Linked DNA regions of Homo sapiens: region 2 is linked to region 1. The links are chromatin contacts, found by Hi-C or POLR2A ChIA-PET in ENCODE. All regions are on one chromosome and are shown on one strand. The core of a region is the stretch at or near the end of the contact, and the rest is flanking DNA. Distances in the headings are between cores, read along the strand shown. Region 1 overlaps IGF1 (insulin like growth factor 1). Region 2 holds the start of IGF1 (insulin like growth factor 1).

Region 1 (3,780 bases), core at 194-2,693:
CCAAATTCCAACCACTATTACATCTCCATCATAAGAAATTAGGCAAGTTGTTTATCCTAAGTTTCAGATTCCTTAAAGATAAAACAGTCAAGACAGTAGTACTTATCCCTGAGAGAAGTATAGGAAACAAGAAAATATATGCAATTTACATACATACTACAATCCCCAGCACATGACAAATGTTCAAGTAATGGGAACTGTTATTATTTTAGCCCTTTGTCTATCAGTTTGTTCCTCTGTGACCTCAAGCACATTACTAAATGTTAGCGAGCTTCAGCTTGTACGTGGGACTGACAGGAATAACACCGCATCACCTCATGTGGTGATTGTAAGGATTCAGTGATATTATTTTGTAAACTGTAAAGCCTTTGCAAATGTTAAGCAAGATTATTATTATTGCCGTTGTTATTAGTCCTCAGTGATCTTTTTTTTTTTTTTTTTTTTTTTTTTTTTTTTTTTTTTTTGGAGACAGAGTTTTACTCTGTCGCCAAGGCTGGAATGCAGTGGCACAATCTCAGCTCACTGCAACCTCCGCCTCCTGGGTTCAAGCAATTTTCCTGCCTCAGCCTCCTGAGTAGCTGAAACTACAGGCACACGCCACCACACCAGGCTAATTTTTTGTATTTTTAGTAGAGACGGGGTTTCACCATGTTGGCCAGGCTGGTCTCCAGCTCCTGACCTCAAGTGATCTGCCCACCTCGGCCTCCCAAAGTGCTGGGATTACAGGTGTGAGCCACCACACCTGGCACAGTAATCTTAATTGAAAAGTCTGTGGATAGCTTTCCAAAGGAAAGCTTGGAGCTTGGATAAGAACCAAGAGATAATGGGAGAAGGTGAATGGCCTCTTCAGGGCCTTTTCTAGCACCCTAAATATGCGTGTCTGTCCATAATGGGTAATCATATATATCACAAATCAAACCCTCCACAAACTTATTTCCTAATGTGTTTGTTAACCTTTCCTTCTAAAGGGTAAACTTCTTTAACCAACCCCAGTGAGCTGGAGGATCAATGTTTTCTTAATAGTCTTACCTTCGTTGGTGTCAATAGGAAACAGTATTTACTCACTACTGTTTTCCTTTTAAAAATCTGTCTAGTTGCATACTAGAAACAGTTTCAGCTGGTTTGTTTGTATTGGACAAGCTGCTGAAGTGAAAAGTTTTTGCTTGACTGAATGTGAGACAGTTTCATAACTCTTCAAGAAGTGCACCAAAGGTGGGTGCCAGCTCTGATGACGGCTGCTTCTAACATGCCTCCACTTGCCGCCCATTGTCAAGGGTGGCTGGCGTAATTAAGTTAAGACAATGAGCAAAGCAACAGATGCAACTGAGACCTAGTCCCTGAGTGCTTTTGTTTTGTCACTGTCATTGTCTGCAACAAAGAAGTCACATGTGACAGCCTGGGAAGAGAGCCAAATGCAAACCAGACGATATCCCAGCTGGTTTGAATGGCCTCCACCGTGCACGTGTGTGCATGGGAATCATGCTACTTGGTACAGCATCTGCTTCACTCAAGTGAGTTTCAGCCCATGGCTTTGCTGTGATGCTGAGACAGACCCAGAAGAAACAGACCAGGGAATCCCTCCGCTCAGACTTTACACTTTATACCTTGTGCTTTGAGAGAAAAGAAAAAGAATCTCTCTATTGGAGACAAAAAATAGGATGTATGTGGTTGGTCAATCTAACCTCAATTCTTTTTGCTATAGCCCCCCGCTAATTTAAAGAGTGAAGCATAGATGGTATCTTAATGTTTTCTTGTAGAAATTTGGGATTAATTTGGCTTGAGAGGAAGAATGGAGATTAAACGCTTTATGAGGCTTTCTTTTAATTTGTTCCCATTTCATTCCTGAATATTTTCTTAGTTTGGGCATTGCAGATGTTTAAAGAACTTCTTATTTTGAGCTGGTATGCCTCTTAAACAGAAAAACAAAAGGTAAAATTCAAATTAGTGTGTTTCTCCGCCTGTTAATTAATTTGGTTAGTAGTTAGGCAGAGAGATGGCATCCTTAATAATATCTATTTTGCGGGTTTGATCAGCTACAGACCATCAACAGTGTTGATTGAGAATTGAACAAAAACATTTCAAGGAGTTTGGGAACATTAGGGATGCTATTCTGTGGCCCCATGTGTCCTTCTCTCATTTTTCTAGAGAACTCCTATAAGAAAGCAGAACACGGCCAGGCATGATGGCTCATGCCTGTAATCCCAGCACTTCAGGAGGCTGAGGCAGGCAGATCACCTGAGGTCAGGAGTTCAAGACCAGCCTGGCCAACATGGTGAAACCCTATCTCTATTAAAAATACAAAAAATTAGCTGGGCATGATGGCGCGTGCCTGTAATCCCAGCTACTTGGGAGGCTGAGGCAGGAGAATCACTTGAACTGGGAGGCAAAGGTTGCAGTGAGCCTAGATCACACCACTGCACTCCAGCCTGGGTGACAGAGTGAGACTCCAACTCAAAAAAAAGAAAGAAAGAAAGAAAGAAAGCAGAACCCAATGGAAGATTAAGAACACACATTTAGCTTACGCCTGTAATACCAGCACTTTGGGAGGCCAAGGCGGGTGGATCACAAGGTCAGAAGTTCGAGACCAACCTGGCCAATATGGTGAAACCCCATCTCTACTAAAAAGTACAAAAATTAGCCATGCATGGTGGCAGGCGTCTGTAATCCCAGCTACTACAGAGGCTGAGGCAGGAGAATCACTTGAACCCGGGAGGCAGAGGTTGCAGTGAGCTGAGAACGCGCCACTGCACTCCAGCCTGGGTGACAGAGCGAGACTCCATCTCAAAAAAAAAAAACAACAAAAAAAAACAAAACACAAGTTTACTGGGAACTTAGCAGTAGATGCTTTGCACCACAACAAATGTATCTTAAGTGGTCTTTTGTGATATTTGAGGGAAAGTGCCAGAATTTAAAACAAATGGCATTTCAAGTTATTCTATACAAATGCCCAGTTTCTTTCTACCATCTTTTTTTCCTTTTTGCAGTGGTCACTGAGCTATTTTAGTGAATGTTTTTACACAATGATGCCATCTTCCTTCTACTCAGTCAGTACAAGATGTTGACCATCGACTCATAAAACACTAGCTACCTTTCATGAAGGACTTGGTGATAACTCTCATGTTCCAAGTAGAACCGGAAAACATGTGTAAGAAAACCTGCCGATCCCTATGGGCCTTGGCCAATAGGTATTATTCCCAAGGGGTGGCAGTTTATCTTTTTCCCCAGCCTTCATATTAAAACCTCTCACCTTCTCCAGGTCTCAGGTCTGTGTAATCTCAAATGTGCTTTAGCTCCTCACAATATTGTAACTGTGTGGGTGTTCATTACCTTAGCCAGAAGACAGTTTACAGATTCCAGGTCTCATGGAGAGAACTTTTGTTTTTGGTTATGAACCTCACTGTATACCAATAATTATCCATTACATCCTTCTGTAGAGGGCTCTCTGGCTAGAGATAAAACCAAAAAAAGAAGTACCTCAGGTTTATGCATATAAATGCCAGTTCCTCCTTGATTTTATTTCAAAACTCCTGTCTACATACTTTGCAATTTAAATACATTCAAGGATAAAGTAATAACTGTAGGAAAAGTATTATAATATAATGACTTAGTTCTGCACATCACAAGGGGGTCCCTCATACTCATTCATTCATTTCACTCATTTTACAGATATTTATTGAGCACCTGCAATAACCTGCACACTGCTCTAGACACTGGGACTATAACAGTAAACAGACAGATACATCTCTGGTCTCACAGGGCTTCTATTCTAAGCAAAACTCA
Region 2 (4,020 bases), core at 167-2,666, 74 kb before region 1:
TGTATTAACCACACAGAAGACTCAAACAAACCCAACCCCCTTCCAAACAAAGCAGGTTTGTTTGTTTTTTGTTAGGGCACCCACTTCTACAAACAAATTTCTGGCCCCAGGATAACACAAAGAGCCAGAGTAGGATTTCAAGCAGAACTGTGTTTTCAGTTGATGTGTCAGTCCCCTGAGAGTCATGTGGAAAAAAAAAAAAAGAAAAAATTCAAGGTCCAGGTTATTTCCACCACTCCTGGGAAACCAGGCCTGGAGAGCTCTCTAGGGAAAGAGGTATGTCTGCTCTGGGCTTTTGCAACCTTATTTTATAATTCACTTTCTTATCTACTGCTTCACAAAACCAAAGGGAAATAGGTACAAACTGTATCGACAAAAGATCAGAACTGAATTCTCAATGGCAAAGGCAAGTGTACATTATAAATAGCAAAACAGCTGGCTTGGACCATGTTGCCGGCCAGTCACCCAGTTGAGGGATTTGAATGACATCATAACCCTCGAGAGGGTATTGCTAGCCAGCTGGTGTTATTTAGAATACACAAAAATCAGAGAAAGAAAACACACTCTGGCACACAGACTCCCTCTGTCATACACACACACACACACACACACACACACACACACACACACAGGTTTGAGTTATATGGAAAATTCAAACAACAGGAAAATTGTTTGCCCCCCAGGTACCCTTCTCCCAGAGTGGTGGGGTGGGGAGGGGACAGTGACAGGCAGCCTAGTAGAAGAATAAAGAAAAATGTTCTATTTCAGTTGGGTTTTACAGCTCGGCATAGTCTTTGCCTCATCGCAGGAGAAAAAGTATGAGACAGTGCCCTAAAGGGACCAATCCAATGCTGCCTGCCCCTCCATAGGTTCTAGGAAATGAGATCACACCTCTCACTTGGCAACTGGGACAAGGGGTCACCCGAGTGCTGTCTTCCAATCTACTTTACCCCAGTCACTTCAGGGTTAAAATTGTAGAGTTTGCTGGAGAGGGTCTTATCGTCCTTTCTTTCTTTTTTTGTTTTAAATAATGCATTTGCTCTAGAATCTAAAATTGCTCTCCCATCCCCCATATTCCTTTAATACTGGTAAGGTGTATTAGCAGACGTTTGTGTCTTCATGCCCAGCAGAAAGTTAATCAGAAAACAGATCCTTATTTTCTATGGCAGCATAAGTATTTTAATGTCTGCGAACCCTGTCACTAACACACATTCTTTTAAGGGAAAAAAATGCTTCTGTGCTCTAGTTTTAAAATGCAAAGGTATGATGTTATTTGTCACCATGCCCAAAAAAGTCCTTACTCAATAACTTTGCCAGAAGAGGGAGAGAGAGAGAAGGCAAATGTTCCCCCAGCTGTTTCCTGTCTACAGTGTCTGTGTTTTGTAGATAAATGTGAGGATTTTCTCTAAATCCCTCTTCTGTTTGCTAAATCTCACTGTCACTGCTAAATTCAGAGCAGATAGAGCCTGCGCAATGGAATAAAGTCCTCAAAATTGAAATGTGACATTGCTCTCAACATCTCCCATCTCTCTGGATTTCTTTTTGCTTCATTATTCCTGCTAACCAATTCATTTTCAGACTTTGTACTTCAGAAGCAATGGGAAAAATCAGCAGTCTTCCAACCCAATTATTTAAGTGCTGCTTTTGTGATTTCTTGAAGGTAAATATTTCTTACTCTTTGAAGTCATTGGGGAATTCTATTTAAATTGTGTACTGTTTGCTTCTGCCTAGAACTGTTCTTCACTTTAAAATTTTCATTGTTTCGGAACCGAGAGTTATTTATAAATTGCTGAATATGCAATTCTGTGGAATCTGAAAAATAGCTCGGGGAGATGGATGCATTTGCACAGATATCTGTATGAGTAGAAACTATTGCAAGGTACTTATGCTAAATCCTCCACTTCTGCAGGGCTTCCGTGGTGTCATTACAGAAGATTCCTTTAAATCCTCTCTATGGCTAAGGGCTATAGAGCATGGATATGAACTTGGGGATTTTTTTTTTCTTTTGCAGGTGCAGATGTTTTATTTTTAAGACCATGTTCTTTTGCATGTGTGTATGTGTCTCTGTGTGTATGTGTCTCTGTGTGTGTAACTCATCAGGACTTTATTTACAAGGCATGCTATATATGAAGGGTTGTATTTTAGATGATATTAAAGCTTTTAAATATGATCTTTGGAGCTAAGGTCCCGGAACTCTGCACTTATGCCCAGAGAGAGTGTTAAAGTTAGAGTAAAGTGTAATTTGTTCTTCCAAAAAAGAACTCCTTGACAACTCTTGCTGACCTTGCATATTTGTATAATTTAAACAAATACATACTGTATATGGAAAGCAGAAACTTTCTAAGAGCTGCTTGCCCAACTTTTCTGTTTAGAAGAGGACTTTCATGGGCAAAGTTTGGACTTGGGGTTCTGTGTTATAAAACTCTGATTTTATATTCAGTGTCGTGAAGTCCCTTTAGGTAAATCTGGCTGCTGCTGTCAGTGCACCGACTTCTCGTTTCCGATTGCTGGCCGTAGTTCTAGTTTCCATTCTCAGCAAAATTATATCCTTCAAGACTTGTGTTTTTTTTTCAATTTGCAAGCGCTTTTAAGCTGCTGTCACTGGCTCCACCGATTCAATTGCCTGAGGGCTCAATTCATAAGACGTCTCTGCCACTTAGTGCAGCATTCAGTTGCTGCTTTCAAACACTTCACCACTACGACTTTCCCTAGTCAAGTAAGTGGCTCCAGGAGTTAAAGATACACCCTTGTCAGGCACCTGATTCTGCTGTTCCTGAGATGCCAACACATGCAGGCCACCTTGCTTTCAAAGAAATGACGTCACTGTGCATACATACTATGTGATCTAGCAGCTGGAGTTTTTGTCTCCTTACTTAGGGGATCATAAAAGAGGCTGTGGAGCGTTATCTCTGCATTAATTACAAGTTAAGAAAATTGTTTCCAAATGCACTTTTCATGCTGTGTATGCTGAACACTTCAGAAGTGGAGCTCTTAATAAGTTGTTACTTTTTTCTGTACTTGAAGCAGGAAGTGGTTTGAGGGAGCTGCGTGGTCTTTCACATGTAATTCAGTGGGTAAAGGTGTCCTGCCCAGAGGCAGAGCTCACCAGCTGATTGTACTCTGACTCTCAAGGTATTTCCAAGTGAGTGAGTCGGGGGAAGGGAGTAAGGGAGTGGACTGGAGCTTGGGTCACTATCTGGGCTGCTACAATAGGCATACAATGGAAATAGGTGGCTTGACTGGGGGGAAAAGATTGACTTAAATCCCAGCTGTGCAATTTGTTCATTGTTTCAATGGACAAAAGGCAGTTTACCCAGGCTCATAATAGCATACCTGCCTGGGTGTCCAAATGTAACTAGATGCTTTCACAAACCCCACCCACAAAGCAGCACATGTTTTTAAGACTTCAGTTTTCTATTCACATCGGCCTCATAATACCCACCCTGACCTGCTGTAAAAGACCTGGAACAAACAAAAATGATTACACCTACAGTGAGTATTTTCTTATGACTGTTGCCCTCAAATTTTACAGGGCATTTTCATTGTGGCCCAGACATCTGGAATCAATTAATATTCCATTTATCTAAGATTAAAAAAAAAAGAACTTTTAAAATTTGGGTTTGTGAATGATTTTTGAGAAAGTGTTTTCTGATTTTTTTTTCTTTTTTTCTCATGTCTTTCTGATTCTTCCCTTTTTTTTCTATCATATCTTTCCTTTCTCTCTATTGATTTCTTTTGTGTTTGGCAAAATAAAAGGCCAAGGAAATAATGAACATATGGGACCACTTGTTTCACACTTTAAACTCCTAAGCAAGTTCGGTATTGTTTTCATTTGTGGGAACATAAAATTCTCTGGTTCTCTGTGGGTGTACTGGACTGTTCCCTACACTAAAGGAAAATGCACTAGAGGTTCTGTCTTGTCCTAGAACTGTAAGTACTGAGATTTATCTGACAATATAACTCAGCAAAAAAAAAAAAAAAGAAAAAGAGAAATCTATTTAAAAAAAATCTTAAATTCTT

What was found. A loop is a pair of places that touch in the nucleus more often than their neighbours do. ChIA-PET counts read pairs that join two places held with the same protein, here RNA polymerase II (POLR2A). Pooled maps may share reads with other maps.
Region 2: a map with no recorded cell type shows a loop between it and region 1 (6-fold over the local background). The contact joins the promoter of IGF1 here to the enhancer-like site in region 1. A Hi-C loop is called at or near these places in 1 of 168 maps with a recorded cell type or tissue (GM12878), 16 of 37 single-sample maps with no recorded cell type and 7 of 50 pooled maps. POLR2A ChIA-PET finds 5 or more read pairs at or near these places in 4 of 52 experiments (GM12878, MCF 10A, activated CD4-positive, alpha-beta T cell and 1 more).

Annotation. Positions count from the first base shown.
Region 1 is chr12:102,403,779-102,407,558 of GRCh38, reverse strand. The region is part of intron 3 of IGF1 (insulin like growth factor 1); the gene reads left to right. It overlaps LINC02456 (long intergenic non-protein coding RNA 2456), which reads right to left. Exons shown (of 13, transcript XR_007063427.1): 7 at 3,328-3,446; 8 at 1-71. Among named protein-coding and RNA genes, the nearest start is that of IGF1, 75 kb to the left of the region's middle. Within about 2 kb of position 1,443, at least 5 of the 41 ENCODE cell types and tissues checked have a DNase peak (open chromatin) inside an H3K27ac peak, as active enhancers do.
Region 2 is chr12:102,477,959-102,481,978 of GRCh38, reverse strand. It overlaps IGF1 (insulin like growth factor 1), which reads left to right and starts at 1,416. Exons shown (of 4, transcript NM_000618.5): 1 at 1,416-1,660. The coding sequence starts at 1,598. LINC02456 (long intergenic non-protein coding RNA 2456) reads right to left here. Exons shown (of 13, transcript XR_007063427.1): 11 at 1-4,020. RefSeq lists enhancers at 2,561-2,610, 2,701-2,960.